2 separate regions of the Homo sapiens genome follow, and region 1 is linked to region 2. Evidence: chromatin loops called from intact Hi-C (ENCODE). Cell type or tissue: chondrocyte. All regions are shown on one strand. Links, peaks and the distances in the headings refer to the core of each region. The heading gives the core; the rest is flanking DNA. Region 1 has its middle 9.8 kb from the start of LINC02991. Region 2 has its middle 99 kb from the start of LINC02991.

Region 1 (12,233 bases), core at 5,337-9,336, 110 kb before region 2:
AGGCTGGAGTGCAGTGGCACGATCTCGGCTCACTGCAACCTCTGCCTCCCGGGTTCAAGCGATTCTCCTGCCTCGGCCTCGTGAGTAGCTGGGACTACAAGCGCGTGCCACCATGCCCAGCTAATTTGTGTATTTTTAGTAGAGATGGGGTTTGGCCATGTTGGCCAGTCTGGTCTCCAACTCCTGACCTCAGGTGATCCATCTGCCCCAGCCTACCAACATGCTGGGATTATAGGTGTGAGCCACCATGACCGGCCAGAAAAATAATTTCTAAACAACCTTGTAAATAAGGCAAAAGAGTGGCTACCGTCCTTTCCCTGGCATCTTGGAGCAGGGTCTAACCAGCCCGCCAGAAGAGTGTGTAATTCTTTGTGGGGATGTGTCTATATTTGACACAGCTGTTTACTGAGCAGTGCCAGGACTTTGTGAAGTTACCCGTTAACTTGTAGGTTTCATTAACATGGAGGTTTCGCTCAGCAGGGATGCAAATGACTCCTGACTCTTAGCAAAGTGAACGCCAGACCTGCACTATTATTGCCCGGTGCGACATCAACCAACACTAGTTCTAACCTTGCAATCTTAGTTCCACATTCTCTTCTCATTGCTTGTAAATATAAGCATCTCTTAAAGCGCTCTTTGAGAGCTTTGCCATCTGTTGGTTCTCCCGTTCATGAGTTAAATAAACCTTTGACACGTGCCCACTGTTTATTTGTAGGAGCGTCTTTCCTTAAATCATTCTCTGGCAGATTATACATGCATCCTGTGTTTAAGGCTAACCCAAGGAGCATTGATTTGACTCTGAAATTATAGCTGCATTTGTTTCTGGAATAATTTTCTTTAAGCGTTGTAACAATCCCTTACGATTCACAGATTCCACGTGTCCCCCGGTTGGGCGCTATGCTGTACCTGTGTCCCAGGAAAGCAGACATACTCTTACTGGTGAGCTTCTCTTGTTCATGTTTGGTCTTGGTAACCCCTCTCAGCTAGTGACCTTGCTGCCTTGGCCTGAGCCCGGTGAACGCTGCAACATGGCGGACTCAATGGCGTTTATTCCACTGTGTGAAACGGCTTTCTTCTACTTATTTATTATTATTTTTTTTTACCACAGTAAATCTTTTTGACCTGCGTTGGCTGGTGGCAGGTGTGTGGGAGATGGTGTTGGATCCCGTGCAGGAGACGCAGAGCAGGAGGCTGGAGGAGGAGGGCAGAGCTCTGGGGACTCTACCGCATGGAGAGGAATGACAATGGGTCCAGAGGGTAGGGATGGGCAGGTGCAGAGGGGATGGCGGCAGAAGGCAGAGTAGCCATCACTGGCCAACCGCTTCTTCCACACCTCTCAATCTCCAGGCACGGCCAGACCTCAGGACAGAAGAGGTCAGATCTGCCAGGGCACGTGAACATTGGGGAGGCCGTGGAGTCCCAGGGTGACTGCAGCTCCCCTAAGAGCCTGCTGCCCACGAGGTGGCCTCTCTGCACTCCCCAATTCCAGGGGTTATCTGTGACCCCTCTCCTCTCCTGCCTCCTTTCTTGCTCTCTCCCCTCTCAGCTCTCTCCTACTGTGTCGGCCACGTCTTAAAGTCAGTGGTAGACGCAGTAGAGGTGAAGGTGGTTCATGACTCCAGTACGGCATGAAACATGGCTTTCCTCTTTGGTTTCTGAGAACTGTGCACTGTGGGGTGAGCATTTACACAGAAGCTCTTGCTGTTTTCCTTCTCTATTGTGGGCTCAGAAATGAGAATGAACAGGGTCCCAAAGGGCACCTCTCTGTTGTCCCCTCCCTTTCTCCAGATCCCTCACAGGGCCTGCTCCATGCCCAGAGGACTCTGGGTCTCCACCAGGAGAATTGTAGACCCTCTGGGGAGGATCGGGATGGTCTGAAGAGGCTGCTGGGAAGCAACCTGCCAGCTTCAGGGCTCAGGCGTCTTGTCCAAGATCTCAGAGGGTGTCACCAGCAGAGGGAACAAAGCCAGGAGGTGGCACTTTTCCTGGTCACCCTCATCCCAGGCTGCCTCACACAGGTGCCAGGGTCAGGCTGAGGGCCTAGGGGAGGTCCATCTCCCTCTGACTCCCTTCTCCTTCCCCCCTTCCATGTGCCCCTGAAATTGCATGAGGCCTGAATGGATAATTAGGAATAATCCCTCAATTTTAAGGCCAGCTCCTGAGCAACCTGCATTCCCCTTTGCTATGCATCCCAACCTACTTCCAGGTTCAGGGATTGGGACGTGGACGTCTCTGGGGAGAGGCATTATTCTTCCCGCCACATAAGCACAGAAACCAGCAAAGGCAACATCATTAACTGTGATGGGTGCTGTGGAAACGATAAGCTTGGTGTCCTGAAAAAGCCACAGACAGGACATCGGGAGGGGCCGTTTGACACTGACGTGAAGACCCAGTGACTAGCTTCTTTCCGGGGTGGGTGCTCCAGCACAGAGATATTTGGAAGATGGTGATCCAGAGCCCCGGTTAGGAGTGTGGCTGTTATTTTAAGCACAGGTGTGAACCCCGCATGGTTCAAGTAGGAGAGTCACTGGGTCTGGTGTTCATTTCTCTCTGGCTGTGGGTAGAGAACAGACTGCTGGGGACAAAGGCTCAGTACGTGGTGCTGCGAAAGCTCATAACAAGCGGTAAACTTGACCTGGTCAAAGGCCAGGAGCAGCCTCCTGGAAAGAAGGTGCATAAATAGGAGTTAATGAACTGGAGAAGAGAGGATAAGAGTTCTTGGCAGCAGGACTGGAAGAAGAAAAGGGAGCAAGGCCTGTGGAATGCATGTAGGAGGTGCAGAGAAGGGATGAAGAAGGTGTGAAGGAGGATGAAGAAGGCATGAAAAAGGCATGTAGAAGGCATGAAGAAGGTGTGAGGAAGACATGTAGGTCTGAAGGAGGCGTGAAGAAGACATGAAAAAGGCATGTATTAATAGAAGGTGTAAAGAAGGTGTGAAGGAGGGATGCAGAAGGTGTGAAGGAGGCATGTAGAAGGCATGTGGAAAGCATAAAGAAGGTGTGAAGGAGGCATGAAGAAGGCATGTAGAAGTCTGAAGGAGGCATGAAGAAGGTATAAAAAAGCATATATTAATAGAAAGCTGAAGAAGGTGTGAATGAGGCATGAAGGAGGAATGTAGAAGGCATGCAGAAGGTGTGATGAAGGCATGAGGAAGGCATGTAGAAGGGGTGATGGAGGCATGAAGAAGGCATGTAGAAAGCATGAAGAAGGGGTAGTGGAGGCATGAAGAAGGCATGTAGAAGGTGTGAATGAGCCATGTAGAAGGCATGTAGAAGGTGTAATGAAGGCATGAATAAGGCATGTAGAAGGTGTAATGAAGGCATGAAGATGGCATATAGAAGGTGTAGTGGAGGCATGAAGAAGGCATGTAGACAGCATAATGAAGGTGTGACAGAGGCATGAAGAAGGCATGTAAAAAGCATAAAGAAGGTGCGAAGGAGGCATGAAGGCATGTAGAAAGCATAAAGGAGGTGTGAAGGAGGCATGAAGAAGGCATATAGAAGCCTGAAGGAGGTGTGAAGAAGGCATAAAAAAGCATGTATTAATAGAAGGCGGAAGAAGGTGTGAAGGAGGCATGAAGAAGGCATGAAGAAGGCATGTAGAAGGTGTGGAGGCATAAAGAAGGCATGTAGAAGGTGTGGTGGAGACATGAAGGCAGGTTGAAGGTGTGATGGAGGCATGAAGAAGGCATGCAGAAGGCATGTAGGAGTGATGGAGGCATGAAGAAGGCATGTAGAAGGCATAAAGAATGTGTGAAGGAGGCATGAAGAAGCCATTTAGAAGGCATGTGGAAGGTGTGAAGAAGGCTGGGAAGGAAGGGAACACAGCTGGAATGGAGAGTGGGGGAGCATGGTGCCAAAGGAGGCTGGAGACCCCACAGGGCTGGCAGGACAGGTGCAGTGCAAGCTTGTCCCGGTTTCCAGGGGACGAAGCCGACAGGATGGGGCTGGCTTCTTGAGCAGGTCATGTGGCTGTGGCATGGGAAACTGACGGCAGCAATGTTAGGAGAAAGAGCGCGGCCAAGGTGAGGGAAGATGGGAGCTTGTGTTGAGGAGCAGGCAGTGGAGATGAAGAGAGACAGGCAAATGGGAGAAGAATAAATCAGGAGCTGAAGTGAGAGGATTCGGTGTTGGATTAGCTGTGGGAGGGTGTGTGAGGAGGGTGTGTGTTGAGGCTGACTCGTGCCCCACCTGGCTCAGAGCACTGGACACCTGGACTGTGGTCCTAAAGGACCACATCGAAGGTGGGAGGTGATGGTGAAGGTACAGCGGGGGTGGCAGGCAATTCAGTTGGGGACATCAAGTTTGAGGTGCTTTTGTAACATTGAGCGGGGTTTGGGTAGTCGGGTCTGGAGCTCACAGGAGACTGGACTAAACGTAGAACCTGGAGTACCACGCATGTGGTGCTGATGGAAGCCACAGGGCTGAGTGAGCTTCCCTGGGGAGGGAAGGCAGAGTGGGAAATGGAGATGGCCCAGGCTGGCCCTGGAGGAGCAGCTCCACTGGTGCCAGGGGCAAGAGAGCCAGCTTTGCCAGGGAGCCGAGGAGAGGCCTGGGGTGGCAGGGGGCTTGGTCTGAGTGTGGCTGTGGACGATGTGGGTGGACAGTGCTTCCAGAAGGAAGGTATAGGCACCAGGTTTGGAGATAAGGACTGGAAACATCTCTGACTCAGGAGCTGGGCGGCTTGAGAGTGTCAGGGGCCTCTCCATGGAGTTGTGAGGCAGACATTAGATTGGTATGAGAAGGAAGAGACTGGAGAGTGATCAGGAGCTTCTCTTTCCAGAGGTTTGGCCGTGAGGGAAAGTAGAGGGCCCAGATGTGCCTGGTGGGGAATGCGGGGTGAAAAGAGGGTTTCATGTAAAAGCCAGGAGGAGAAGCACGTTGCAGGAAGTTGTAGAATCTGCAAAGTGAGAGGAGTGATTCGGCATAGAGACGTGAAGCTTGTGGCTTACTGAGGCTGCCCGTTCCACTCCCAGACAGTTCATGCCTTAGGCTTCCTTTACAGCAAGTAAGACAACTGCCACCCCCGCCCCTTCTCACCACCAGTCCTGGTTTTCCACCATGAGAACAAAAGCAGGCCCCACGGGACAAGAGAAATCCCTTTTTCCCAGGATACAGACCCAAGATCCCCAACCATTCTTTATAGGATGCCCTGTTATCTTTTTTTTTTTTAAAGCATTTTCCATTTTCAGCCCATTTTTTTTTAAACTGATGGAGCTTTAAGTCATCAATTTTCCTTGAATAACCACAGGGACATTGGAGGAACATTCCAGCAACAGGCATGATTCTCCTTGTGGGGTCGACGAGCACATATTTGGTTTGTTGGTTCCAATTTTCCTGGTTCTGAATAAATTGCTGACTTTTGGCATACCTAATAACTGATAGTCAGCACCTATTCCAAATTTTCACAGCAACTAATTACGTTTCTAAAGCACTTCCCTGATAAACTCCAGAAAGTGCTTGTGCCTGGGCAAAGCGGAAACCCTGAAAGGCTGGATGCACCGGCCAGACCCGTTTGGCCCAACAAGAGGACCCAAGGGGGTTACCTGGGCCGGAGCGCAACGCCGTGGATCTGCACCCCTTGTTCTCTCACCAGCAAATCGTGGGGTGTCAGTGAGGTTGGAGGTCATCCAAGCTGACGCCCATTTATAGACAAGAAGTGTGGCTCCAGGTTAACTCCCCACCCCGGCCCCCGAGTTGGAAATGGAGCCTGGTCCTTCCAGGGTCCTGAGAACGGCATTCCTGTGGGTCTCATCTGTGTGCAGTTCTCTGCCCTGCAGGTCTCACCTGTGGTTCTCTAGCTTCTGAACCTGGAGTTAAACCGCAGGAGGGCAGGTCTCAGCCACAGGGTTCCTGCTTGGCTGTCAGTGCCTTGTCCTGTACAAGCATGCTCCAAGAGCTCGCTGAATATCGCTGGACGCATGGAGAAACAAAGTTGGGGTGGGATGATTCCTGTGCATGCTTGTTTTCCCTGCAGCAGATGGAATATATTTCCAGAACCATCTGCTTAGAACAATCAACGTTTCCAATGACCCATAGCCAATGTGCCTAGAATTCCTTGGCTATTCCCTGATCTGATAATTGGGACAAAACCAAGTGAACACCCCGTAAGACAGTCCTACCTGCCCTTGCTGCTTTCCACCACCGTATCAAGGTCACAGATTCATTTAAACAATCCCAAAGGGCACACGACCTCAATTTTTATAATTTCCTTACTGAAATTCAAGAGAAACTTCCTAGCTGTTCCCCATTATCCTTTTGTTGCTTGGAAAAGTTAAAGTTTAAATGGCAATTCTCTTTAGAATTTAATATCTGTTCCCAAACATTCTCGGTTTAATTGCTAACTGATTCTTTAGAAAATTGAATTGCTATATTACATTGTTTTTATGCACCAATGGCCTGGGAAATGTTGGCAGCAGTCCTGCCAAAGATAACGACGTCTATGTATCAAGCTGTGAGTGCTTTATTAGAAAAGTTCCTAGCAAAGATTTTTCTTGTTTTTAATTTTTGCTGCTTTTAATTTTTATACCCAAGACTTGATTTGGATCAATAGATGTTAAAACCAGGATTTTAGTATCTAAGATTCTCTCCACCTTCCTTTAGAGCTGTTGCCACTTATCTTTTCAAACGTGTAAGGAGCATGGCCAAAAGACTGGGGTGACTTTGTGGTCGAAAGAGCATTGAAGTGGCTGAGACCCAGCCCCCAGCCCCACGCGCCCCACTGGGAGTCTCAGCCTTGGAGAGGTCGCCTCCCACCCTGAGACGTCAGGTCCTATCTGTAGCGTAAGGGGGTCACACGTGAGGACTGCCCGCATTTTCAGTCCAGGATTCCACCTGGATGAACCATTCATTACTTCCAGGAGAAAACACCTGTGGATGCTGTTCCAAAGGGCTAAGAGGAAGCAGTGCACAATAGACCGGGGCTGGCCACTTAGATACTCAGTGAATGTGGGGAACTGGCTTATTCTTCTGCCTCAAGGCAAATATAATGTCACTTTCCAAATTAAAACACCTCTCCTGGCTGCCTGACGTCAGCAGGTGCAATGCTCCGTAGGAGGGTGCGCTGAGCAAATGGCACCGAGTCCCCACCTTTCCTTGCAATGCCACTGGGGTGCCTGCCTCAAGAGGCTGAGTTGCCCGCCTCCCCCTGCCCCACACCTCCTGGAAATGGGCTGAACCTGTCCCTTACTCGACCCACAGAATGCAGGGAAGTGAGGCGTGCCAGTTCTGAGTGTAGGCGCCCAGGGCCTTGCAGCCCCATCGTGAGGACGAGCCGGGGTGAGCCTTCTGGAGATGAGAGGTCACCTGGAGAGGGTGAAACCACCCTAGACAGCTACCGACCAGAGGACCTGGCCAGGCTCAGTGAGAGCCCAGCAGAGATGAGGGAACTCTGCTGCAGATCAGCAGAACTGTTCGTCTCCTGGCGGATGTGCGAGAAATGACTCACGGTTGTTGTCTTAACCCACCGGGCTCTGGGGGCGTGTGCCACCCAGCACTAGCTCACCGACACACTGGGTGTCACAGACTCTGCTACTAGCTCCAGCTTCTGGTTTCTTCTCCTGCCAAACGTTTCCTACCTCCCACTCCCCCGAATCAAATCCTACCCTCTGGGCAAGCTCCGCTCCTAAGAGCCCCCGTTCTCTGTGCTGTGCCTCTCCCTTCTCGAGATGTCCCCTCTCTGACGTCCCCTCCCAGGTCTGCTTTCAAATCCATTCTCATTCTCCAGGAGGCTCCTCGGTGTCACCTCCTCATGGAAGGCCTCCCTTTCTGTCCAGCAGAACTGGCCAGCCCCTCACACAGCTGTTGTCTCCTGCTCACAGAGAGAAGACCGTTCAACTCTCCACTGGTCCTGATTTCTGTGTTTCCAGGCCGTCCTCTCTAGGCTGCAGTCTGGAGGGTAGGAACCACGTTGTACTCACTGTTGGATCCCTGTGACGTTGTGGGGCGTTCAGCAGGTGCTCAGAGCCTGGGGACTGTGGGACTCCTGGGTAGTGCTGGAGGCCCAGGGTTCCTCCGCAGTGATTCTTACAGGCCCCGCCGGGGTCCTGAGGTCTCCCCTTTCGAGGTGGCTGAGTGGCTGATGCAGGGGAGGAAGGCTGACCCAGGAAAGGACATCGGGGCTCTCGATGGCTTTTCTGAGGTTTTGTAGCTGCATCACTCACTTCTCTGGGCCTCAGCAGCTGTTGGGGTCACCCTGCACCCACCCTACGGTTCTCCATCCACCTTTTCACTCCTGTCATTGCTGCAGCAACCACCTGTGCACAGGTGAACCGACAGCCCCTCCTCTCATCAGCAACTCACAGCTCCCTTCTGGGGGTGCTTCCCTGCTGTGGATGTCCCCGCAGCCATGCAGCCATCTTCACACACCCAGCCCAAACAGGCTGGTGCCACCCTTACCCAGTGGGGTCCTGGAGCCAGAGGATAAATGAGCTTTTTGCCCCGTTGCAGCCTGCAGCACTGACCCTTGGACTTGTTTTCCCTCCTCCCTTGTTTTAATTTTCTCATTGCCCTGGGGTTGCTTCCCCAAATAGACAACTTACTCCCAAGCTTTATCTCCAGGACCCGGGGTTACCAAACACTGTGTCCAAGATGGCTGCTTAGGTCTCAGAGCCAGAGGAGGCCCAGGCACAGAGCAGGCAGTGCACGTGCTCTGGGGCCAGGTGCAAGGGATTCAGGTCCTGGCTTGGTCACCTCTGGGCAGGCCTGATTTCCCCAGCCTCGGTTTCCTCCTCTCTAAGGTGGGGACAACTCCTGGCTGATGTGAGACCTTGACTGCAAGTGTCCAGCTCTCTGTGCCACTGCAGCACTGCCTCTGGGTTCTGGGGATCCCGGGATGGGGGCTGTCCTGCTCCTTGTCACTGTCCTGCCCCCAGCACAGGGTCTGCACAGAATCAGCCTTCACACATCAGCAAGGGCTGAGTGAGTCCAGGGATGCGGCTGCTCCTGCTGGCCTCTGAGCACAGCCTTGGCTGGGAGTGGGGCCTGAGTGTGGCCACACAGCGACCACTGTGTCCTGGCCTAATGTTCTGAGGTCTCCATGTCTAGGCAGCAGTGTTTCAGCCATCAGGATCCAACTACCAATGACCTTTCTGGGTTTCCATTCTCCTGGCAACTCGAGCCATCATCCCTGTACTGGAATCTGCCACCTGCCGTGAACAGGGTGGAGGTGGGAGAGGTGCACATAGATGCTCTCCCTCCCTCCCCTGCCCCCCAAACTCTAACCTGGAAAATGGAAAAGAGAGAAATTACCCTTTTTTTTTAACCTAACTTGCTCCGTGACTGACTTAATTAAAAGGAGGATGAGGGCTGCCTGTCACAGGGAGGCTCCTGGGATGAGTGGGGGGCTCAACCCGGCATGGGTGAGCCTCTGATGGGAAGAGGGAGAAGAGGCCAGGGTCACCTGGCGTCCCTCAGAGCAGCCACCTGGAGGGAAGGTCACCCGGGCTCTTAGTCACATCTGTGGCCACCTCTGAAAACACCTAACTTCTTTTTACAAACTGGGAATGTCCACTGAGCTGGAGTTGTCTGTTGGAACTGTAACGTCCACTCCCAAGTGCTTCTCAAACTATTATATTTTGTTTAAAGAAGATTCTCTTCATCCAATATGCTTGTGAAAATAATGAGGTAAAGTATACATAACATAACGTTTTACCATCTTTGCCATTTTCTTTTATATTTTTTATTTTTATTTATTTATTTTTTTGAGACGGAGTCTCGCTCTGTCACCCAGGCTGGAGTGCAGTGGTATGATCTTGGCTCACTGCAAGCTCCGCCTCCCGGGCTCACGCCATTCTCCTGCCTCAGCCTCCCGAGTAGCTGGGACTACAGGCGCCCACCACCACGCCCGGCTAATTTTTTGTATTTTTAGTAGAGACGGGGTTTCATCATGCTAGCCAGTATGGTCTCGATCTCCTGACCTCGTGATCCGCCTGCCTTGGCCTCCCAAAGTGCTGGGATTACAGGTGTGAGCCACTGTGCCCGGCCCCATCTTTGCCATTGTCAAGTGCACTTTTCAGTGGCATTAAGCACGTTCACATTGCTGTACAACTGCCACCACCATCCAGCTCCAGAACTTTCCCTTCTTCCCAAACTGAGACTGCGTTATGAAACGCCCACTCCCCATTCCCTCCCTGGCAGCCTCCATTCTATTTTCTGTCTCTGGGGATCTGGCCCCTCTAGGGACCTCCTACAAGTGGAATCACCCAGTACTTGTCCTTCTTGTGTCTGGCCTCTTGCACTTGGCATCAGGTCCTCAAGGTTCATCCACAGCGTGGCAGGCATCAGAATCTCCTCCTCTGAGAGGCAGAGGGACATTCCATGGTACGGACGGATCGCATTTAGCTTGTCCACTCACCTGTTGATGGACACGGTTGCTTCCACCTTTTGGCACTTGAGGACGATGTGCTGAGAACAGGGGTGTGCAAATGTCTGTTTGAGTCTCAGCTTTCAGGTATTGTGGGTCTATACCTAGAAGTGGAATTGCTGGATCATAGGATAATCCCATGTTTAATTTTTGGAGGACCTGCCACACGGTTTCCCACAGCTGAGATGTGTGTGCGTGTGTTTTTAATTAGAGAAAGAAGCTGTGAATGTGTGATCTGGGGAATCGTATCAGCATGTGCTCTAAGCATGTGCATCCCTGAGTGGTTTTAATGTGAAAACAGTTACATATATTTTCTTCCCTCAGCTTGTGAAGAGCAGTTGCTGATTTCACAAGGTTAGGACATTTGCCATCTGATATTATAAGTGGAGTTTGAGGGAAGCCTGTGGACAGGAAGTGGATCTGGAGATGGGGATGCTGGGCACATGGCCTCCTTTCGAGAAGCCCCAACCTTTTAAAAATCAAGGTCATGTTTAAGTAATAATTCGCTGGGAGCAAAAGTCAGAAGGCATGAAAAGGATTCAATGGGAAGAAGCCTCTTTCTCCCAGCCCCATCCAATCACCCAGACACCTCCCTTCCCAGAAGCATCCGGTGATACCAGCCTCTTGTGCCCCTTCCAGATCGATCTAAGCAGGTGCAATCGAGAATGTACATACTTTTCCTTTATTTTATTTTTTTTAACCACATATACAATACCCTATTATATACCTGGCTCGAAACTTTCATGGTGAACTTGGAAGATTTGTTTCTATCAGTTCATAAAGAGCTACCCTGTTCTAAGAGTTGCATAGCTCTCCATTATCTGTCAATCATTTTAAGGAAAAATATTCTTTAAATATGATGTTTCTGATTGTAATGAGGACCGAGGCTCTAGTTGCCTGACGCTTGGAGAAAGCAACTGAATAGCTCAAAAGCAGCTTCTGGGAAGGCTTTTCTTGGGAAAATTGCCTTGAAATATAGCTTTAAAAACCTTTTTATTGAAATACATATTTTTATTGGAATATAGTTTAATGCAGAAAAAAAAGCATGTATCGTAAGTGTATAGTTTGCTGAAATTTTATAGCCTGAACATCTGTGAAGGTGACATTCCCGTATGAAAAAGGGCATGATCAGCACCCCAAAGCTAGATATTTTTGGGGAGTTCTCCGGCCTGATTGATGTCTGAAACACTGAAACTTCAGCCCCAGGCCAGGCTTGTTTGGTTCCTGAGGTATTTGGGGAGCCAAGGATCAACTGATCTGAGGTCTTCTGCAGGCAGGACTGGGATGCTGGCTTCCAGGAGGAAACAGGCCCTGGTGTGTGGGCCCCACCCTCTCCCAAGAGCTGCTCTGGAATTTCCTAGCTGTGTGGTCTCAAGAATATTACTTACCGGCCCTGGGCCTCTGTTTTCTCATCTATAACATGGGAGTAACCATGGGTGGCAGGGTGCCAAGCCCCTGCTAATATCTCCCTGAAAGAGACATCACACTGTCCTGCCTGTCAAAGTCAGGCTTCTAATGAAGCCCTCCTCAGGGTCATCTTGAACAAGCTCAGGGACAGAAGCGGATGCCCTGGGAAGCTCTTAGAAGGGTCCGTGACCCAGAGTCCTCTGCCTCCCGAATCCCTCCCTGAGTTCTGATGCCGGTGTTGGGCAGGGCCTTCTCATCCCTGCAGGGCTGAGAGCAGAAGGTGGAGGGGAACCTGTGGTTATGAAGCATGGTAGGGCTGATCTGGGCTGATCTGGGCTGACCTCAGTTGTCCAGGGCAGGTCCTGTCTGCTGTATCGCTGTCCCCTGGCCCCCACTGTGGAGTGGCCCCAGGTCTCAGGCCCCCCTGACTAACTCAAACCTCTGGCATGTTGGCACCTTGCCCT
Region 2 (12,233 bases), core at 3,772-7,771:
GGCCGGGCAGAGGGTGCTGTGAAAGTGCGCTTGCATGCTCTGTCCTTTTTGAGGAGGAGACGTGTTTTGGAGCCGCTCATTTGCAGAATGTTTAGAAATTCAAAGGCCATATATTTACTGGGAACAAAACAGAATACTGACTTATGTGGGAAATAGAAACATGCCAACCTTCCTTTGCTGTGAGAGCAGGTCCCCTGCACTTGATTCTTGGGACTGTGCACTACAGACCCATGTTAGAGCCGGAAAGAACATGACTGGCAGGGGAGGGCCATGCGGTGGTCTGGGCCCGAGCCCTCTCCGAGCAGGGTGTCTGTTGCCCAGCCCCCGGACTCGGGGACAAAACTGCTGCCTTAGAAAATGAGGTTGTCTATAAAACACTCAGAAGTAGAGAGGCTCAGACAGCTCACACTTGCGGATGCTCACTGCTCACTGCATGTCAGTAATGATGACGAGGTGCGTTTCTTCATCTTGAAATAAATACTCATCACAAACACATAGAAGAGCGACAATGGGAGGAGACACTTTAAATATTTATGCAAAAATAAAAAGGCAATAGATTCTGAAAGATGTGCTTTTCCAGGTGAGGCTTGGGAGCCTGACAGCAAGGATGCTCAGGGGGTCATGGTTTGTGGCTCTTGGGCGAGGGAGACTCCCCTTTGGAGGGGTCCACATAGTTTTGAGGGGTCCAAACTATTCCATCATAGTACTCAGAAGTTATTTCCTTTCTGCCCTCATGGTGTGGCAGTGATGATGATGATGAAGCTGCCCGTGCCTTCGCTTCCTGGACCAAGTCGGTGGACCCCAGCGGTACAAGCAGTCCTTGAATTCTCCACTGTCATGATCAACATTTTTAAAAATTCTAGCTTTACTTAAGGATATCCTTGATAAGCAAAAAAAAAAAAAAGTCTGAATTGTTTTACATAATCACTCTCTTTTTCACAGGGCTGGGTGCTCATCTGTGGTGTTGCACACGGAGAGACAATGGACCTCTACAAAAATGCACCTGTTTCATAGAACCATCTGAGCAGTTTTGTTTGTTGGTTTTGAGACAAAGTCTTTCTCTGTCACCCAGGCTGGAGCGCAGTGGTGCGATTGTGGCTCACTGCAGCCTCGACCTCCCAGGCTCCAGCGATTCTCCCGCTTCAGCCTCCTCAGTAGCTTGGACTATAAGTGTGCACCACCACGCCTGGCTAATTTTAAATTTTTTCATAGAAACAAGGTCTTTCTGTGCTGCCCAGGTTTGTCTTGAACTCCTGGGATCAAGCAGTCCTCCTGCCTCGGCCTCCCAAAGTGCTGGGATCACAGGTGTGAGCCGCCTCGCCCAGCCCATGCGTGGTTTTCAGGGAGCATCATTCAGACTTGGGTGATGTCTTCCCAAAGATGAATGAAGGAGTGATGATGAATGCCAACCGCTCTGATAGTGCAAGAAAAACAAATGAATGAAGTGAGCCCACCCCTCCAAGGAAAGCAACTGACAGCGTTTGTTGCCAATGATCACATTCAAGCTTTTTCAAATGAAATTTAGGATTTTGGAAAACGTGCATCCCCACCAGGATCTTGATGGCTCTGCAGTATTTTTCTGATGAATTGATGGAAATATTCGTGAGCGGGATTTCTTAAAATATTAAAAAATAAATTGTATCAATATTCTTCAGAAAACCTGCATAACTCAGTGAAGAAATATTTTCCAATGACCCATATATGACGTTATGAAATCATGCGTGAGTAACAGAATTATTCGAAGTACAAGACAGACCAATGGATTTTGTGAGTACAAAATTCATTTTTCATTTTGAGTGCAAAAATTCATTAATACGGTTTCAGATTCCACAATTCGAGTAACTTTAAGAAGCCACCACTTGTCAAGTTTGGGTGTAGTATCAAAGAAGATGGTCCGCAGTTATCTGGAAGAGCCATGAAAATCCTTTCACCTCTTCCAGCTGCATATCTGGTGAGGCTGGATTTTCTTTATTCCCTTTAACCAAAACAGCATATTGCAACAGATTGAGTAGAGAAGCAGATATGAGCAACCAGCTGTCTTTTCAATCAGACCAGGCATAAAAAGCAATTGTAAAAACGTGAAACGATGCCATTCGTCTCACTACATTACTATTTTAAGTACGCTATTTTTTAAATAAATATGCTGGTTATGCTAACTTGTGGTGGGTTTATTATTTTCACATGAATTAATAAATATTTTTAAAATCCTAAGTTTTAAGTTCTAATATGATAAATATCAATAGGTGTACGCCACATAGACAAGAACCTTTTGGGGTCTTCAAGCATTTTCAGGAGAGTGGAGGGGTTCTGAGACCCACAGTCTGAGAAGTGCTGCTCAGTGGGGCACGCCCTCCCCCCAGGCTGCCAGTTCCTCGTGTTAAAGCTCTTCCTGGTCTAAGCTGGGTCTCCCGGCCCAGGAGACGCCTGCAGCCAGGGGCTTGTCACTGGTTCCATTCTTCATTCATTCGTTCTGTTTGCTTTTGCTATGCATCCTCTCCATCAGGACCTGCCCTGCGCTGGTGGGCGGTCACCGTGGGCCTGTGAATGGACCAGCACTTTAACTCACTGCTGGAGGCAGGGAAGGGCGTGGAGGTGGTTGTCCCCATCTACTTCTGACACAGGCTTAAGAAAACTTGCCTGCCCCATGCCCAAAGTCACCCGAACCTTAACCACATAGACAACATGATCAATGCCATCTGTCTGCAAGAACATCATCTTGGGAACATAATCATCTCCAATAAATTTGCAACTGAATTTTCTTTGTTTGTTTCATTGAAGAGCTGGCTGGGTACATATTTCAGACAAGTCATGAGGCTCTTCTAGATCAGTGTCTGAGAAGACATTTGCTGTGCTTGTAGCAAATGCTGTTGTAATCTCTGCCAGGCTGCGGGAAAACAGGAAGACACGGGCACTTTGGTGGATGGTGGAGCTGGGGAGGTCAGCTCTTAGAGCAGCAGCGAGCTGGTGGAAAATTGACAGGAAGAGTCCCATAGAGGTGCCAGGCCAGCCCTTCTCTGCAAGCAGTGGGTGGGGCCTACCGTGGGCCTGAGGACCCACTGGTGGGGCAGCCCCTGGGCCCCTTTCATCTTAGGGTTCTCTCTGTGGCAGAGCCGACCCTGGTGAGGCAGAGTTGTGGTGTGGGGGTCCCATCTCTGGGCTGGAACCCCTGGGGAAGGTGTGGGTGTCAGAATGAGCCCTGTCAGGCCAGTCCCCCGCACGTGAGACCCAGGTGGACAAGCAGCCCCGGCACGTGAGACCCAGGTGGACAAGCAGAGAGGAGTGGAGGGAAAACATTAAGGTCTTGGCCGGACCCGAGAAACTGATCTGAAGCTACTTCAGGGCTCCTGAATCAGGGGAGTGGGGCGGAGCTCTGGGCTTGCTCTGCACCTGCACAGCTTCCTGTGAGGCCAGCGTGCCTAGGGCCGGGCCTGGCTCTGGCCTGTTCCCTGTAGCCTGCAGTGTTCTCCAGCATCCAGGCCAGCGATGGGGTGGCAGCAGGAATCCCAGGAGACAGGCCGGGCAGGCTGGGCTCTGTTCTAGCACGTGGAGGGGCACTTGGGTTGTGCCTGGGGGGAGCAGGGGGTGGGGTGTCCTCCAGGAGTGTGGTGGGCCTGGTGTTGGCCCTGTCTGCAGGAAGTGCAGCATGGCCCAGAGGCTCCCAAGCATGGCCTTTCATGGGGACCCTTCATGGGGATCGTGGTTCTGCGGTTCGAGAGGAAGGGGTGAGGAAGGGAGTAAGGATACATCGTGGTGTGGCCAGCAGCCGGACGCTCAGCCCCAGATGGGGCATCAGAGGAGCCTTGGTGGATTTGTCTGAAGATTGTCTGGGGGAAAGGGAGGTGTGCCTGTGGCTGGCATCCTGTGGGGATATCTACAGGGAAGCCCCAGTGTGGGGCAAGAGGCCCACAGCTGGGGCCTGGGGAGGCACTCAGACTGGAGGGGGGCCACCACAGGCCCAGGCAGCAGGAGCTGGTATTGGAGACCAGGGTGGCTCAGTATGTTGGAAGCGGTGCCTGACAGGGTCCAGCACATGCACCGGGCCCCATTCTGAACCTGATGGGGTAGCCGGGAAACTAGGTGTGGTTGGGTGCAGAAGCTCTGCGTGTAGGGGAAGGTGATGGTGCTGGGGGAGTGGTCAGAGTGGGTGCCCCTCCCAGAAATTGCTTCACCCTGTTTCTTCTCCAGTGGGGGGAAACTAGCTTTTCAGGAGAAGAGGCCAAAGCTGGGGCCCACAGAGGAGCTTGGCCAGGCTGCCTCTCCCACCCATGAGTCAGGATGGGCCGGCAGCAGGGGCTGGTTCTGGTGGGTGCACCGAACCTCGGCGGATCTACCCCTGCACCCCCATCTTCCACCCACTCCCCAAACCCTGAGTACCAGCCCTGCCCAGAGGCCCGGGTGTCTCTAACATGTGTGGTTTCTCCATCCTCAGCCCCGACTCTGCTGGGATGTTCTTCCTGCCGGTGTACTGCCTGGGGAGCAGCTGCTCCTGACTAAGATGCTGTCAGGATCCTAGCCCAGTCCCGTGCCCCCCGCCTCCTGCCCCTCCAGTCCATCCCTGCTCAGCCTGGGTCCTTCCTCCTGCAGGCTGCCTGCTCATGGGGCCCTCGAAGCAGATGTGGGTTTGCTGAGTGAGGAGAGGAGGAGTGTCTCAGGATCTGGCCTGCACGGTCTCCTTGGCCCCCTGGCCAGGCCCGCGTGGTAAGAGCCGATCCACACGGGGCTCCTGGGGCCCCGCCCATGGGCTGGCTGCTCACATGGACTATGCTGATGCTGATGATGCCGGAGCATAAATAAAGGTGCTGAAAGCTGACTTGGCCAGATGGGGACCAGCTCCACGGGATGTGTGGGTCAAATGGGGAGGGCCTAAGATCCAGAATGAGACCTCAGTGGGAGCATGAGGGGGCTCTACCAGCTAGGGCTCGTGCAGGGGCTGGCAGGGCTGGTGCAACTCTGGGACAGGCTGGGCTCTGGCCTCTGGTGGGAGCCCTGCTCTGGAGCGGGTCCTGCACTGGAGGAGGTCACATTGAGCCGCAGGTACATCCGGCAGGGCGGGAGGGTGGCTGACACCAGGCAGGGCCCAGGCCTCCAGCCGCATGCAGGCAGGGAGGGGTGCGGGGAGGAGTGTTGGCAGGGCCTGGCTGTGGTAAGGGAGAAACATCTGTCGTCTGGTGAGGAGGGGGCTCCTGGGCACCCCCTTCCCCACCCCGCCCCTGCCCTGTCTGACCCTGGTGGTCATGTGCCACACCATCGTCTTTCTAGTCCAGGGACAGACACAGCTCTTTGTCCCTGGAGGCTGTGGGGTGATACAGATCACAGAATCAGAGGTTCAGAGGCTCTGTTTGTTTCTCGGGGACTGCTGCCCATGCCGGGCAGAGCAAGCTGCAAGTCCCCCAGCCCCAATCCTCCAACCTCGGGAGCCAGAGACTGGCCGAGGAGCTGTCTGCAGAGGGCACAGCCAAATCTGGTGCCTCTAGGGCCATGTGCAAACCCCTCCCCAGCCCAACCACACCCACTTGCTCAAAACCCCCACTCACGTGCACCCCCCATGTTCATGCCCTGCCACCCACACATGTGCACCCCCACCACGTGCACACACCACTCACACACAGGGAATACAATATTTAGTGTTTTTTATTTAGTGTTTTTTGTTTGTTTGTTTTACAAAACCAAGTTCTTGGCCCATGAAGCAGCGCCTCTTGTTCCCAGCGCATGAAGGGCAGGGAGCACCAGGGAAAGACGGGAGGCTGGGCCCCACCCCAGACAAGCCCCTCTCCGTCTCCTACCCACTAGTCTGCTCTGGAAGGCAGAAGGCAGCAGTTCTGAGGCCCCAGCTTTAGAAGTCTCTCCGCACAGTTGCGCTCAGCCACGAAGCTTAGAAGTCTCTCCGCACAGTTGCACTCAGCCGCGAAGCTTCTCCTTGCACGGGAGCACCACTAGCCAGCCACATGCCGGGGGCTTTTCAGAGAGGGGGAAGTTGGGTCTAGGGGGTCACTTGTCAACAGGGAGTCTCTGCCCTTGTCGTCATGACCTGGTTCCTGGGCTCCACCTGGGGCATCCCTGCCTTGTCCCTGCTGCGTCTCCTCAGTTCCCAGGGCTGGGCCCAGAAAAGTCTCCAGGACACTGTGCCCAGCCCAGACCCAGGGGCTCCAACCAGAGCAAGGGCTGAGAGCAGTGCTCCCTGGCCCCTGCACACACACAGCTGGCACCTCCCTCCCTCCCTGGGTGTGCGCTGCCGCCTTCCCCTGCCCGGCCTCCCTGCCCCACCTCAGGGAGCTGGGATGGCTACTGTGTCCCCACACCTCCTCCAGGGGGGCCCTCCGCTACCTCTTCCCCACTGCCTCTCTGTCCCACACCAGCCCTGGGGCCCGGCCCTGCACTGCTCTCTCCAGAATCCTTTCCAGGGCTTGGGGGCAGGACTGCCTGGCCCCTGCACCCAGATCGCTGCTGAGACTCTCCCTGAGCGGGAGGCCCTAAGAATCACAGGCTCTCCAGCCCCACTGCCTTCTGTGCTCTCAGCTCCCGCCCATCCTGGGCTCAAGGCCTGGTGGATTTCCTCAGGCCTTGGCCCCTAGAGCCCACTCTCTCCTCCTTTCTCCTGGCCTGGGTACCTGAGGTCCCAGGAGGCCCGCTTCAGGGCACCCTTCTGACCTGAGACGGGACTCTTGAGTCCCAGCCAGCGTGGCCGATGCGCAATCCCTTGGTCAAATGCCCTTCGGTGGGTCAGCACCTCCGGCCCATCATGCTGTGCTGGTCAGTCCCCGTGGGCGTATTCTTACCCGTTCAGCCTGGCAGCTCTTCCGGGTCCCACAAGAGTCTCTGAGCACAGCGGACGCCCCTTCTTCACGAGCTCCACACCCTGTTCTGACTCCACAGTCTCTCTCTGATGACAGCTCGGAGGGCTTCCCTCGGGCCGACACCTTCCTGGAGACCCTGGATGTATCCGGCAATCGTGGTGCAGAAGAGGGGCCTCCAGGGCCCTCCAGATGGGGCACGGGAGCCACTCAGCAAGAGCACTGGGCAATTATGCACGAAATATTCATCCAATTATTTGCCTAACAAATTAACTTAGTTCATCATGAAAAAGTGGAATTAGTTTTATTTATTGGGTGCATGAAAGTCAAAGCAAGCCAACTTTTAAAACACATGTAATATGTACGCAACTATTTCTAGCACAATAAAGCCAATTATTTTTGAAAATAAAATCTAGTACTGGTTAGAGCATATCTATAGCAACTGTTGGGTAGTCATTCTTGTCTATTTTTGAGCAATGAAAAGTCAAAACTATGCAAATGGCTGGAGGTGCACTTTTATAATAAAATGTTGAGTATTTGCAGGCGTTCACTTGCAGGGCGGCTGCACACTTCTGATTGAAGGCTCTGTGGTAGCGTCGCTCTCCCAGGACACAGAGCTGGGCCTTTTGGGCTGCGCGCACATTCGGTGTGACCCCCTCTGTCCCTCTCCTCTCGCATAGGGGTCAGCGCTGCATGAGGATAGAGTGTGTCCCCCTCCTCGCATGTGGCTACTCTAGGGGCCATCCCGCTCATCGCTTCTTGCCCAGTGTTCTGTCTCCAGTTCTGTCTCCAACTCTGCACTGGAATCCTCTTTGACCAGACCTCCTTCCTGCACATGGGTAAAGCCCCTGCCTCTCCGAGTGGCACCCGAGCCCTGTCTACCACTGCTTCCCTGTGGACAAGCTGCCCAGACGGGGCCCCAGCTCTCTGTGTCCTTCCATGGAAGGCTCTTGTCTCTTATCTGTGGTGCGCCGTGCTCCCCAGGCTCGTCCTCTTTCAAGTCTCACCTCAAACTTTGTACCGGGGGCCTTCGTAACCCCCTTCTATCACCAGACAGAGCCATCTCCTCATCGGCCCGGCCTCCTCCTCACTCCCATTGTCCTGCTGCTCAGACCCATGGTCCTCCAAGGCTTCTCTCTGTATTTCAAACAAAGCCACTGCAGCCACAAAGATTCTGTTGACTTTGTAAATAACGAAGCAATAAAAATACCAAATATAGTGTCTCAAACTATACATGTGCCACTCTTCCTCTTCATCAATAATCACCATTTTAAGGTATGAGTTACAACAGGATGATAATTGCCAGGTGTAAGCTACGTGCTTGACTATTTCTATGTGTTAATTCATGTAGTTCTAACAAGAACTGTTTTATCTTGGTACTGCTATTTTCATCCCCATTTTCCAGGTGGGAAAGGTGAGATCCAGTGCGAATAATGACTTTGTCTAAAGCTACACAGATAGTGAGTGTTAGATCCAAGATGCTACTCTGAGTCACACCATTAACCCCTATGGATGTCTGAAACACGTTTGCATATCTGTGCCCCTATTAGACAGTTAAGTTTCTTGAGAACAAGATCATGCCTAAGTTGTCAGCATGTAATGCCAGTTGAATAAAATTAGAGCAATCGCCAGGGTTGATGGCTGCTGATGGGGTTGGGTGGGTGTTGAGTTCTGGCCTTGCTAGTTTCAGCCCCATGTAGGTGCAGACTTGGTTGGCATCTTAGTTCCACAAGGTGGGTCTGCCAATTCTGACCAGCTCAGCATGCACTGGGAGGCTCACCTCTGTCAGCAGAAATACTTTGTACAAGTCTACAGCTCTGAGCTAGGGGTCTAGGGAAAGCACCTCCAGCATGAAGCCTCCCTCTGGCCTCATGGTGCAGCTAGGGTTCTGCCTCCATTTGCTGCCTTGTTATACAGTTCTTAGAAGGAATTAGGCTCAGGAGCCCCACAAAGGTCTTATGCAACCCTCTTCTTGGGGCTAGAAGCAGTCTCTTCTTATCCCACACCTGGGGATCTCTTCAGAGATGAATTTCTTGGAATCTTGTACAGAAGTCAATTCCTTATCGATTAGCACTTAACTCATAATAGGATCTAGGGCAGGGAGAGGTATTAGGAATCAATAAGAGGTCCTTCACAGGGAGGAAACTCAGAGGGCTTCACATCCATGGGGACAATGGGAAAGAGTGGGTGCAGTCCTATTTTCCTAAGGGCTGGGACATGGCTTCTGTTCTTTCAGATGTTCTCTGTGACCTACATACTCCTAGATGTTTCAGTTTTTGAGTGTGTATGTTAATATTTCCAACTACAATTGTACAACAACTACATAGTTTTATCAGCTGTTATGTATATTGACACTATAGTATTTGATGCATATATGTCCATAATAACTATATTTTCTTTTATATTTTATTACTGTTTATGTTGTGTCCATAATACTCCTCTTTGATTACTGGCATGGGTTTCACCTAAACAGATTTTTTAGTCTTATATGAAAACATTGGCTGTTAGGCATTTCAATTTCTTTCTTTTTTCTTTCTTATGTGTCTCCTGTAGATATTAAATTACTATTTCTTTAAAAATATCTGTTCTGAGAACTTGTCTTTTGATTAGAGATTAGTATAATTCATTCACATTTACTATACTTAATGTTATATTAAGAATTATTTCACAATTATTATTCACAATTTTATTCTCATATTCTATGTACATTTCGTTTTTCCTTCCTAACTTCCATTGAACAGACAATTTTTTTGCTGATTTTGACATAATATATTTTATTTTGATTCTTTGGGTGGTCACCCATAACTTCTTCAGATCTATAGTTATGCTTATTCTCCCCAACAATTTCCTAAATTTACCATGATCTATCTCTTCCCTGTAAATAAGACAAGTACCTGAGGCTACTCTCTTATTTCTCTGAACAATCTCTCACATCCCAACCTCTCTCCTATACCATGCGAGTATCACCTAGAATTTCGGCTGTAGATTGACATGTATACTTTTGTTTCAGTCCTTGCTTTAATAACTGATTTAGTCACCCATATTTCTCATATTGCTCATGTTCATTTCTTTTCTTGAAATAGGATGATCTTTTAAAATGTTTTCTAAAGAGTCTTTGTGTGATAAAAATTCTGAAGCCCTACATATCTGAAAATATCCTTATTTGGCCAAGGCATATAAATGACAGGTTAGCTAAATATAAAAATTCTGAGTTTCAGGATTGTTTTCCTTGAATACAGGGACTATCACTCTACTTTCTTCCTGCATCCACTATTGTTGATAGATACAATGTCAATGTGATTTGTGTTCCTTTGAAAGTTACTGATTTCTTTCCCACTTTGAAAGTTTTATAATTTCCTCTCCTTTAATGTTCATAAATTTCTGTAGTGTACTGAGATCCCTCTCTCTCTCTCTCTCTCTCTCTCTCTCTGTCTGTCTCTCTCTCTCTTCTCTGAGATTGTACATCTTTCTCAAATCTGGGAAATTCTTGGCCAATAAATCTTCATATATGTTCTCTCTTTTCCTTATTGTTTTCTTCCTTTCTGAGTCTCTAATGTATAAACAGATGGCTCTACTTCAGTCTTCTATATCTCTTTACTTTCCACTTCTAAAAATCCTTTTAATATCTTCTTTATTTCTTTTGGAGAATTCTTAAGACAGATCTTTGTGCTTACTAATCTCTGGCTAAATTCATTCTGATATTTAGCCCATATATATGTGTGTGTGTCACACATACCATATACATACACACACACACACACACACACACACACACGGGCTAAATGTATGTGTGTGGGTGTGTGTGTATGCATGTGTGTGTATAGATTTTTTAAATCATTTTTATATATAATTTCTTATTCTTTTTTTTAAATCTTCCCAGTACCCCCTGCCTTATTTCTTAGAGGAAATTAAACAGGCTTATTTTAAACTCTTGTTCCATCTGTTCTATTTATTCTGCTTCATCTGGTATGAATTTCTCTTCTTGTTGTCTTTCTCTATATAGCAGTTGTATTCTTAAGAAGTCTCATTACTTTTACTGAGCTAATACACCCTTCTGAGATATTATCTATCTGTGCTGGAAGTGGATATTTGAGGGGAGGGGATGAAACCCATGTAGACAATTTCTCTGCTTCTGAGGATTTTTTGAGATGGAGGGAGGATGCATCCTCTGGTGAAGAGCATCTGGTATTACACATTACATCTCTCCCTTGGCACCGGTCTCACTTAAGCAACTCTCTCCTGAGCATGATTACCTAATCCTGGAGCTGTGAAGGGGGTACAGGGATAAAGGAATACTCTGTGGCTGGAAAGCCTGGATGAATGTGTTTTGAATTATCCTTCATCCAATTTGTGCGTAGTAGAATCTTTAATTTATCCTCCCAACCAGCTACCACTGGGATGGCTGCTCCCTCCTCACACAGGGTAAATGGGGCTTCCTTGAGCTTCTTAAATCAGTAGATTGAAGTCTGTCATCAGTTTTGGAAAATCTCAGCCATAGTCTCCTCAAATATTAACTCTGGTGTATTCTCCTTGTCTTCTTCTTCTGTGACTCCAGATAGAAGTGTGTTGGTCCACTTGCCCACCGTTTACATGTCTGCTCTTGCTAGTCTTTTCTTTCTCTCTGAGCTTTGGTCTTTCTGTTCGCTTGGCTGATCTACTGTGCCCCATCTGCTATGAAGTTTATTTAATGAGTTTTCAATTTCAGATATTCTATTTTTTACTCAGAATGTCTATTTGATTCTTTTTACAGATTCCAAAACTTTTTTTTTTTTTGGGAAATTCTCCATCTTTTCAGCCGCTTAGTGCATCTCTCCCCTCTTGGCTTTGATGCCTTTATAATTGATAATTTTAAGTCCTTGTGTGCTAATTTCTGTATCTGGATTATTTACAGATCTGCTTCTATTGACAGCTTTTTATCAATCATTAGTCATGTTTCCCTAGTTCACATTCATCTAAGTTCTGATTACAGGAAAGTCGTCGTGTATACAAAGATGATGGAAACTAAAGTTGTTGCTACTGTTTCTCTGACAATTTCTGCCTCTCCCTACCCACCTTTTTTTGGAAGATGGGGATTAGGTGCTAATCACCGCAACACAATTCAGGATTGAGCTGATTTGAGTCTGGGGTACAACATGAGAAGCAGTGCACCTGTTTTCCAAGTCTGAAGACTGAAGCCAGACGGTGGGCCTGGCAAGTGGGGCAGTGGGAGATCTCATTCCCTCTCTAGTGCCTCCACCCTTCTTGTACCACTGCAGAAGCCAGCAATAAACCTACAGGAGAAAACAGCTCAGTGTTTTGAGCTCCTCTAGATTCTGATCTCTTAGCCCAGCTCAAATTATTTTAAAAATAGCCACTGACTTATCTTTCCCTCAAAAGAGCCCCTCTGCCTAGGAAAAGCTTAAACCTCAGCCTTTTCCCAGATTCAGAAAATCTCTCCCACCC

The links. Peaks named below come from ENCODE experiments on the same cell type or tissue, not always from the same donor. Only the 100,000 strongest peaks of a DNase experiment are listed, where the experiment ranks them.
Region 1: it touches region 2 in a loop (2.9-fold over the local background); 1 of 110 quality-filtered maps calls a loop at or near these places.

What each region holds. Positions count from the first base shown.
Region 1 is chr2:239,562,413-239,574,645 of GRCh38, forward strand. No RefSeq gene overlaps it. Among named protein-coding and RNA genes, the nearest start is that of LINC02991, 9.8 kb to the right of the region's middle. In chondrocyte, for the core only: no CTCF peak of the experiment used is centred there; DNase peaks (open chromatin) are centred at 7,349 and 8,859.
Region 2 is chr2:239,671,354-239,683,586 of GRCh38, forward strand. No RefSeq gene overlaps it. Among named protein-coding and RNA genes, the nearest start is that of LINC02991, 99 kb to the left of the region's middle. In chondrocyte, for the core only: no CTCF peak of the experiment used is centred there; DNase peaks (open chromatin) are centred at 5,034, 6,208, 6,817, 7,636 and 1 weaker place.